Regions from separate parts of the Homo sapiens genome. Here region 1 is linked to region 2. Evidence: chromatin loops called from intact Hi-C (ENCODE). Cell type or tissue: spleen. All regions are shown on one strand. Links, peaks and the distances in the headings refer to the core of each region. The heading gives the core; the rest is flanking DNA. Region 1 has its middle 7.8 kb from the start of HLA-C. Region 2 overlaps HCG27 (HLA complex group 27).

Region 1 (5,379 bases), core at 251-5,250, 61 kb after region 2:
CGAGAGGTGATTGGACCATCAGAGCTCTGCCCCCATTAATGAATTAAGTCTGATCATAAAAGGACCTGAGGCTGTGAGTTTGACCTCTTATTCCCCCTACCTCTCACCCTCTCTTGCCCTTTTGCTTTCTACCAGGTACAGTCCTTGGTCTTGGAATTCCCATCCTCAACAACCATGAACAAAATAAATTTCTGTTCATTTTAAGTTATCCAGTCTCAGGTGTTCTACTATAGTGGCATAATTTAAACCAAGAGTCTGTAACCCCCGGCTGTGGACTGGTACAGGTTCCTGGCTTGGCAGGAACCAGACCGCACAGCAGGTCACTAGTGGGTGAGAGAGCATGAGCATGACCACCTGAGCTCCGCCTCCTGTCAGATCAGTGGCGGAATTAGATTCTCATAAGAGCATGAACCCTATTGTGAACTCTGCATGCGAGGGATCTAGGTTGCATGCTCCATATGAAACAGTAATGCCTGATCATCTGAGGTGGAACAGTTTCATCCTCAATGCATTCCCCCCTATTCCCTGCTACCTCTGCTGGTCCATGGAAAAATTGTCTTCCATGAAATTGGTCCCTGGTGCCAAAAAGTTGGGGACCACTGATTTAAGCTATAACAATAATAAACTACGATACTGAGTGTGAAAGAAAAATAAAATTTAGGGACACCAAATTCACTATACCAAAGGGACAAGTTAAGTTTGGTAACTGAGTGATGGAAAAACTGCCTTTCTTTTGTTCCTAAACAAATAACTGCAAAGATTGAGGACCACATATCTCCCCAGGTGGCCTCCCTCACAAATTGTTCACAAGATAATTCCTTGTGGGCCCCAACATCTTTACTCTAAAACAGAGTTTTGTTGAATTTCACCCTAACAATGTAAATTAACAGCTTATCTTCACAGGTACAGGACAAAGACAAGACCAGAAATCATCCCTCCACTCGCCTGGAGACAAATGTGTATTTGACTTCTCTACCCAACATTTACTTTGTCTTATGTAAAATGCAGATTTACTGAGCACTCGATGAAAGCATAGTTGCCTGTTCCTTTTTCCTCTCCTGCCTGCTCTTTCTCCTGTAAATATTGAAGTCCTCAAAACCCTCTTAGTAAAAAGCATGGGCCACAGATGCTACAATAATTTGTGTCTCTGTTTCCAAGGTACATCTTCAGCTTGGCAAAATAAACTTCTAAACTGATTGATACCTGTCTCAGATGTTTTTTGGTTTACATGGCTATAGGAACTTCCTGAGTTCTTTGAGTTAGTTTAAGAATTCCCAAACCTTGGGAGGTGAGAAACCCCTGACTTTGCAGCCATGATAGACAGAAGTGCAGGTAACCTGGAACCCAATAACTTGTGACTTGCATCTGAAGTGAGGACAGACTTGTGGGACTGAGTCCTTAAACCTGTGGAGTCTGAGGCTAACTCCAGGTAGTTAGTGTCAGAATTGAGTCAAATTCTAGGACTCCCAGTTGCTGTTGGAGAATCAGAAAATTATTTGGCTGGAGGAAAACCCCATCACCATCCCACAGAGAGAAACTTACAGTATATTGGGGGAACCCACCCCCAATATTTCAACGTAGGTTCTTTCTATTTTCCATAAGTGTCAGCCAGCTGAGAAATAAAGAAAGACAGTACAAAGAGAGGAATTTTACAGTTGGGCCACCAGGGGTGACATCACATATCAGTAGGACTGTGATGTCCGCTTGAGTCTCAGACAAACAAGTTTTTGTTAAGGGTTTCAAAAGGGGAGGGGGTGTAAGAACAAGGAGTAGGTAAAAAATCACACGCTTCTGAGTGCAAAAAGCAGAACTACTAATAGGGGTCTAACAAAGATCACATGCTTCTGAGGGAACAAGACAAAGGGCAAAAGCAGAACCACTGATAAGGGTCTATGTTTAGCAGTGCACGTATTGTCTTGGTAAACATCTTAAACAACAGAAAACAGGGTTTGAGAGCAGAGAAGTGGTCTGACCACAAGTTTACCAGGGCAGAGTTTTTCCCCACCCTAGTAAGCCTGAGGGTTCTGCAAGAGACCAGGGCATATCTCAGTCCTTATCTCAACTGCATAAGACAGACATTCCCAGAGCAGCCGTTTATAGACCTCCCCCAGGAATGAATTCTTTCCCCAGTGTATTAATATTAATATTCCTTGCTAGGAAAAAAATTTAGTGATATCTCTCCTACTTGCACGTCTGTTTATAGGCTCTGGGCAAGAAGAAAAAATATGGCTCTTTTTGCCCAACCTCGCAGGCAGTCAGACCTTATGGTTGTCTTTCCTTGTTCCATAAAAATTGCTGTTATTCTCTTCTTTTTCAAGGTGCACTGATTTCATATTGTTCAAACACACGTTTTACAATCAAATTGTAACACAATTATCACAGTGGTCCTAAGGTGATGTACATCCTCAGCTTATGAAGATAACAGGATTAAGAGATTAAAGTAAAGACAGGCATAAGAAATTATAAAAGTATTATTTGGGAACTGTTAAATGTCCATATTAAAATGAAATCTTCACAATTTATGTTCCTCTGCCGCAGCTCCAGCCAGTCCCTCCGTTCAGGGTCCTTGACTTCCCGCAACAACAGTAAGAGTAAGCAAGTAAACCTCTACCTTCTTCGGTCCCAGAGGAAAAGATAAAAAAAAATTAAGCATTTATTTCATGTCCCTAAGTCTGCTAAACACAGGTTTCTACCAGCTATTCATTGTCCAGACATGGAGTGGCCCTACCTCTAACCTAGAAGTTAGGATTTTTTAGGCCTTTGAGGGGGTCACATAAAAACTAATAAGTGTCAGAGATTCTCTCCCCAGAAATATTTCCACACACAAGAAAATATAAATATTAATATAAAACATCAGTGTGCAACCAGATCCTCTGAGATCTTACAAACCTGGGTGTTTTAATCCTAGTAAGAGACAATGCCAAGCACACAATGCCACTCCAATAATCTGGAGTATGAACTGGGATAGACAAAAACTTGATGTAATAACTTATTTTCAATGGAATGGGTGGAAAGATGTTATTTATTAGTCACTGGTTCATTCAGACACTCTGAATCCCTACCAGATACAAGATAAATTTCTTGTCTTGGAGCACTGCTCCAATAATTAAAATTTATCATTCTTTTCCCACCCTTCACACTCCAGCACTTCAACCCTCTTACTACATCAGAATTCCACACTGTCAATGAAAAGAGGCAAACTTCATAAAATATTTGAAGAGATTTATTCTGAGCCAAATACGAGTGACCACAGCCCATGACACTTCCCTCAGGAGACCCTGAGAACATGTACTCAATGTGGTTGGGGTACAGGTTGGTTTTATACATTTTAGGAAGATATGAGACACTAATAATATGTATTTAAGATATACATTGGATCAGTCCAGAAAAGCAGAACAATTTGAAGCAAGCGGGGGTTGGGGGTTACTGCTTCTAGGTTATAGGTAGATTTTAAAATGTTCTGATTGGCAATTGGTTGAGTTATTATCAATAAAAAGGAACGTCTGGGTTATGATAAGAGGTTGTGGAGTCCAAAATTTTATCATGCAGTTGAAGCCTCCAGGTGCCAGGCTTCAGAGAGAATAGATTATAATGTTTCTGATCAGACTTAAGGTCTGTGTTGATGTTAATTGCTGGTCAGCTTTTCCTGAATTCCAAAAGGGAAGAGGCCATAATGAGGCATGTTCAACACCTGCTTCCCATGGTGGCTTGAGCCAGTCTTTCAAGTTAACTTTTGAGCACCCTGGCTGAGGAGGGTGTCCATTAAGATGGTTGGGAGAGGGTGGGTTTGAAGTTTATTTTTGGTTTACAACATGTAAAATGTTAAGAGGAGATAGAAACCACCCGCATCCCTAGAATAGCACAACACTCCAGTCACCCCTGCAGTTGATAATGGACATGAGTCTTAAACTCCATCAGTCAGATGACCACCTGCTGAAGCGGCATTGTTGTCTCAGGTAAATACTCAGGGTTCATTGTATCTTGCCAAGAAGATTAAGGACAGTGACACACAAGGAGTGAGTTTATTGGCCGGTGCTATGTTGCCTGCTCTTTACTGAACACATGGCTGGCAAAAAGAAGGGAAGATGGAGCCATCATTGTGAACACGTCTAGTCCTAGGTGTCCTTTTCCTATTGGCACAGCTGCCAGCATTCACTCGTGCAAGCTTCCAGCTTGCTTGTCTATGTCTGAAGCTTGATTTTACAGGCTGGTCTTTGTCAGAAAAGAAAATGATTTGGGGCCTGCTTTCCATTAAAAAGAAAACCTTACTGAGACTTCTGTACCCTCACTACCTGCCTAAATAATTTCTTCTTAAATCCTATATCACTGCCAGACTCTGAGCTAGTATGAGGTGACACAGAAAGGCTGGGATTGTGCAGAATGCATTTTAGTAAACATGGCTGAGTGTCAGTAGTGATGTCCAGTTGCCAGGTGCAGCAGTGACATCTATCCTAGCCTTGGGGTCCAGTGTCCAGCACCAGGATGTCAGAGGTGTGAGCAGTGGTGTCTGTGCTCAGCAGCAGGGGCAGTTGTTCCTAGGAGGGACCTGATCCAGGGGCGTGGGCTATGGATTCTGTTCCGGGATGTGTAGTTTTCAGCCTGGTTCTGTGGCCTTCCCCACAATAAAATTAACCCCCAATACCAGATATACTACTTTATGTGTAAATTACAGAAATTTGTTTTCCATAGTTTTCTCCAAGAGGTGAGTGAGAAATGAATCTATGGACCAGGGTCAGAGAGCAGCATTCGGAGGTGTTCCTTGTGTGACAGCCACATCCTGAATTGTCTACCTGGCCTCTACCTCATGGTGGAGAGATCAACAGGGAATATCACATCTCTTAACTGATGATATACATCCTCCCTTTCCTTTCTGCAAGAAAAATCCTCTTTTAAACAGGGTTTGAAAACCCACCCCACCCCACCCACTCACCCACCCTGGGCACTCTCTGATCTCTGAGGTTCCTGATCCGGCTGAGCAACAAGATTTCTGGTGGAGGCTTAGAAAATACTCAGGCCACTCCTCAGAACCCCTGTCTCACAATATTATGCACAAGACCAAGGAATCATTTACATAACAAGCCTTACAGGCGAGGCTGATGCAGACATGTGGGATCCTGGTGTTCTGGCTGCTCCAAGTGTGATCAGGAGACCAGTAACGTGAGCTCCAGCCTTGTCATAAATCCAGAATCTCTTGCTCGACTCCAGACTTCCTGGATCTCAGCACCACATACAGGTGATCCTGGTGCACATGGGGGTTCCTTGTCTGAGTGTCCTCTAGACGTGGGGCCAGAACTGTGCAGTCTGCTCTGTGGTCTGATCAGATCCCTTACAACTGGAGGTCCAGGGTTCAGTCCTTGCACTCATTCTTTTCCATAGTCA
Region 2 (5,379 bases), core at 268-5,267:
TACAAAAATTAGCTGGGCGTGGTGGTAGGTGCCTGTAATCCCAGCTGCTTGGGAGGCTGAGGCAGGAGAATCGCTTGAAACCAGAACGTGGAGGTTGCAGTGAGCCAAGATTGTGCCACTGCACTCCAGCCTGGGTGACAGAGTGAGACTCCATCCCCCCCAAAATATATATATATGTATATATATATTATAAACAACCTTTATATTATCTCTCATTCTGTGGGCTGATTGGGCTCAGCTGGGCAGCTCTTCCGCTCCATACAACATGGGCTGGGCCACCATCATCTGGAGCCCAGCTGGTCCAACACATTCAAGAGGCTCCTGCACAGGGCTGCAGTTGGTGCTGGCTTGTTGGCTGGGAACTCACTGAGGCTGTGAACCAGGTGACTTGGTTTCTCCTCCACCTGCTCCTCCACGTGCCCTGGCTGCTTCTGGCTCTGCACCTGGGGTCCGGGTGTTTCAAGTGGCCAAGTCAGAACCACAAGGCATCTTATGCTGGAACCTCAGAAGTCAGGCAGCATCACGTTCCTCATGTTCTAGTCACCAAAGCAAGTCCCAGATCCAAAAAGGGGGATTAGCATCAGCTCTTGATAGAGGATGGCAAGGTCACATTGCTAAAGAGCATGTGGGATGGGAGATATTGTTGAGGCCATCTTTGGAAAAGGACTTTTATGTTTACAAAGTGATAGGTGATAAAAAGAAAAAATAGGCCAGGTGCGGTGGCTCACGCCTGTAACCCCAGCACTTCGGGAGACCGAGATGGGTGGATCACGAGGTCAAGAGATCGAGACCATCCTGGCCAATATGGTGAAACTCTGTCTCTACTTAAAAATACAAAAATTAGCTGCATGTGGTGGCGTGCACCTGTAGTCCCAGCTACCCTGGAGGCTGAGGCAGGAGAATCGCTTGAACCCAGGAGGTGAAGGTTGCAGTGAGCCAATATCGCACCACTGCCCTCCAGCCTGGTGACAGAGCAAGACTCCACCTCAAAAAAAAAGAAAAAAAGTAAAAAAAAAAAAATGCAAAGTTGACAATCAATGCAAAGTAATAGAGGTGGCATTTTAAGTAGGGTGGTCAGGGTGGGCCTCATGAAGGTGCCATTTGAGCAGACTTGAAGAGGAGAGAAACTGAGACACGCAGGTATGTGCAAAGGAAGAACCTTCCAGAATCACCCTCATGTACACCTATGCTCTGTACATACCCAGGGCTCTGCACTGAGGCAGACCCTAAAGCTGCAGTGGGAATGGAGGTGGACACACTTATGGAAAGACTTCTTCAAAGAATGTTGGGGACCCAGGTCTACCCTTCCTGCTGTGGCTCTTATACGACGTGGAGTTGGGGAGGGAAAGGCACTGGCATGTGGAGGAAGACTAGGAGAGGAGGGGAGGCCAAAGCGTGTCCCACCCTCACTCCACCTCTCTGCTCTCTGTCTCCTACATCGAGTGCCTCCTTCCCCAGGGCTTGTGGTCCCTGACAAGGAGGACCCTGAGGGCAACCACACCTTGCCATGCAGAGCACCTGGCTTCTCATCTGCCAAGCTCACTCTGACCCGGCTGCAGGAAGGGAAGGAGCCAACCCCGGACTCAAGACTCAAGGGGACCAGAACCAGGGAGATGAGACATACCAGGGCTGGGCAGCTGTGGGGGTCCTTCCAGAGAGGAGCTGAGATACGCCTACCTGGAGGGGCCCCTGGGCCTGGAGGGGCTCCTCAGTGTGACTGGGTGAAGTGTTTTCAGAGGACCAGGGTTGAGGTTGGGGGCATCTCATCCAGACCCTGCCGGCATCTGCCCCAGAACCCAAGGGCCCCTCCTTCCTCCCTCCTCAATGGAAATGCTGGAGATGTCCTCAGTCACCCTCTGAGCACTCACACATCACCCCTTATTTGGAAATTTTTCTCACTCTAACCTTCCTTCCTGCCGCACCTTCTGCCCCATCCCCAGGCTCTGGCCTCTCTCTCTCCTCTTCTACCCTTTAGCAGGTAATGACTCAGTTCCCACTGAGGAGCCAGCTGTAGGTGAGAGTTTGGGCTCTCGGTGAGGTTGGGAGAAGGAAAAGGCTTATGGGCCAGGGGGTGGGAGGGAGAATGGGCACAGCCAGAGCAGAGTGGAAGGGTTGGGGGAGGCGATAAAGACAGATGTTTCCGTATTACCATTTTTCTTTCATGGTCCGAGGGAGCTGCCCTTCCCCCAAGCCCAGGAAAGTGAAAAGAGAAGCAGGAACAGTAAAATACTCCACAGGAAAGAAAAATCTTAGTGATCCCTCCTGCTGTCTCTTTCCTTTTGCCTATTCTGGCAAATTTTGTAAGTGAAATTTGTTACCAAGATGTGAAAATCTTATAAGAAAGTCTCTAAATATTTGAGAATAAAATTATCAATGTCTCAGCTCTGCAGGCTGAAAAAACGGAGGCTTTACAAAATAAAATCATGCTTGGAAAACTTCTCCTCTGAGGGATGTCAAAGGCTGCACTGAATAAGCTCTAAGGTGGTGCTGAAATGAGTCATTTATTTGCCTGTGTAAGCTCAGGCAGGTGTTGGAATTGAGGAAGTATAGGTAATGAAAAAAGTAAACATGTCCTCGGGACATAGCGACTGGTGATGACCACACAATCAACACAATAAACTCTAGCATTCACATTGTAGTCCAGCTCATTCAAGCAAAGCTATCTCCAATAGGGAGTTTACCCTGTACAGAACACGTGCATTTCCACCTGTTCTCAGACTGACCCTTTGCTCATCACAATAGTGAAAAAAAACACAGCCCTGGGTGGAGATTTAAGATGCTAATGAGTCATGAGATGTATGAACAAGCATGTACAGCTACTGCACACGTGCACCCAGAAGACCGCCCAGAACATGCTTGCTAGTAACACCTCTTCCCACCCACCTCCTGTGAATAATCATGTAAGACTCCCATAAAGGGAGTTTCTCCAGCAGTGATCAATGCTGTCTCATCCTTAGGAGCAGCCCACCCTGAATCCTCTCAGGGTGTACAGTTTATTTTGCACTTAACTTTCAAAATAATATTTTTCCTTTGTAATAAATTGCTTTGTACTTCATCTCCTTTGCTGCGTGTTTCTTGTTTAAATTCTTTTAAATGAAGAAGTCAAGAACCAAGGTATTACAACAGCCGTCAACATTTCCGGTGCCATGACTCAGAGGTTTGTCTGCTTCGTTGGTTTCAGTTTCCCTTCACTACTGGTGAGTACTATGGCAGCCAGAGACCCCTGATTGACTATCACTGCTTTCCCCAGATCTATTAAGGTTTTGGGGGAGGACCTTTTAACTCACTCACATTCTTTGAGCAACTAATTGTGATTGCTTTCCATTTGGCTGCTGCTTTTACAGTGTTTACAATTACCTTATTTGGATGGAACGCCCTGATTATTCAGCCTTGGGACTTTTGCTGCTTCTGTTTCACTTTTTGTTTTGCTGTTCCTCCCAGGACTGCACCTGATCTGTACTTACTGGCTATTGTAACTTTTTTTTTTTTTTTTTTTTTGAGACAAGAGTCTCACTCTGTCACCCAGACTGGAGTGCAGTGGCTCTATCTCGGCTCACTGCAACCTCCACCTCCTGGGCTCAAGCGATTCTCCTGCCTCAGCCTCCCAAGTAGCTGGGATTACAGGCGTGCACCATCACGCCCGGCTAATTTTTGTATTTTCAATAGAGTCGGGGTCTCACCATACTGGCTCAGCTGGTCTCGAACTCCTGACCTTATGATCAGCCCACCTTGGCCTCCCAAAGTGCTGGGATTACAGACATGAGCCACCGCGCCCAGCACTTGTTTGTTAATCAAGTAATCTCTTCAAAGATTTTTGTTCACCTTGAGGGACACATTAGATCTACTTTTGCCAACAGTCCCCATTCCTCCAGGCTCTGTGTGTTCTGAGACTCCTCTGAGTCTCAGAGGAGTGTGTTCTGAACGTCTCCTCTGAGAACAGGAGACGTTCCAAGAGGCCATCCATGTTGAGTGCAGGATGTGTGGCCACATGGATGTGTAGTCATGGGGACTATAACCAGGCATTCCAAGCATGATGACTGGACATTAAAAATGGCAGATCAGTGAAATAAGGAAGGGCTTGTTGGTGAGACATCCAGGCTCCCCGGCTGGCAGCAGAGATCACTTCAGTTCAGCTTGGAGACGTCCAGCACCAGTGAGACCTAGAATGGTGCATGGCAAATGCCCATGACCTCCTAGGGCCTCAGTTTCATGGGGATTCAAGGGAACACCCTGGACTCCATCGTCCGGCTTAGCTCACAGGGATGCCGATGACCTCCTGGATTTTGGTACATGTTTCTGTGGTTGCAGGATTCTCTTGTTACCTAGAAAGCCACCTCCTCTACTGTCACTGAAACACCTCTAGGGTATATACTAAACATTGGAATATTTTGAAACTGTATAAATTAAAAGATAATAGGTGGGTGCGATGGCTTACACCTGTAATCTCAGCACTTTGCGAGGCCGAGGTGGGCAGATCACCTGAGGTTGGGATTTTGAGACCAGCCTGACCAACATGGAGAAACCCCATCTCTACTAAAAATACAAAATTAGCTGGGCATGGCGGCACATTCCTGTAATCCCAGCTACTCGGGAGGCTGAGGCAGGAGAATTGCTTGAACCAGGAGGCGGAGGTTGCAGTAAGCCGAGATTATGCCATTGCACTCCAGCCTGGGCAACAAGAGCAAAACTCCGTCTCAAAAAAAAATTTTTTTTAAATAAATATAATAAACAATTGCCAAAGAGTAAAACTATTGATACAATCCTCACCACTTTAAGGCTTAAGGTTTTCTTTTCCATCACTGAGTCTCTCCCTTTCCTCTCATTCTTCCACTTACAAATCTCCAAAACAATTCTCACGCACTGTGACTTTGCTCCCTTCAGCTGATTTATCAGTTCATCCTGATAGCCTGATAGGTGACAAGCAGAGGTGAGGACTTCAAAGTTCACACCAAGTAGATCTAGTTCACTGTGGCCCTCCTTGACAGGAAGTTTGTGAAGCTGGCAGGGCTTCCGTCCAGGCTGTGCACTGTCTGGGAATCCTCATTTGCAATGTCTGGAGATCTTCATTTTTCTTACTACTAACAATCATCTTGTTATGTTTGCACTTCTTTGCATTTCACCCCTTTTGAATTCTGTCCTTCCATGAAAATTTATTGTCCTTTTTGATCCATCTGTATTCACAGACTTTCATTTGCTTTCTTTTTCTCTCTAACCCGTAAGACTGATAAAAATTGTCCTAAAGTTTCTTTCTTTCTGCTTTGTGTGTCAGGGCTCCTCTGCCTTTGGTGAGAGCAGAGTTTTATCTTTACCGGAAGAAAACTTTTTTTTTTTTTTTTTTTTGAGATGAAATCTCACTCTGTCACCCAGGCTGGAGTGCAG

The links. A loop is a pair of places that touch in the nucleus more often than their neighbours do. Peaks named below come from ENCODE experiments on the same cell type or tissue, not always from the same donor. Only the 100,000 strongest peaks of a DNase experiment are listed, where the experiment ranks them.
Region 1: it touches region 2 in a loop (2.6-fold over the local background); 61 of 110 quality-filtered maps call a loop at or near these places.

Annotation. Positions count from the first base shown.
Region 1 is chr6:31,261,636-31,267,014 of GRCh38, forward strand. No RefSeq gene overlaps it. Among named protein-coding and RNA genes, the nearest start is that of HLA-C, 7.8 kb to the right of the region's middle. RefSeq lists an enhancer at 4,852-5,379. In spleen, for the core only: no CTCF peak of the experiment used is centred there; no DNase peak of the experiment used is centred there.
Region 2 is chr6:31,200,914-31,206,292 of GRCh38, forward strand. HCG27 (HLA complex group 27) reads left to right here. Exons shown (of 2, transcript NR_026791.1): 2 at 1,459-3,055. Among named protein-coding and RNA genes, the nearest start is that of HCG27, 5.8 kb to the left of the region's middle. RefSeq lists enhancers at 1,044-1,584, 1,585-2,123, 2,282-3,002, 3,003-3,722, 3,723-4,442 and 1 more. In spleen, for the core only: no CTCF peak of the experiment used is centred there; a DNase peak (open chromatin) is centred at 3,138; H3K4me3 peaks cover 3,423 bases; H3K27ac peaks cover 4,471 bases.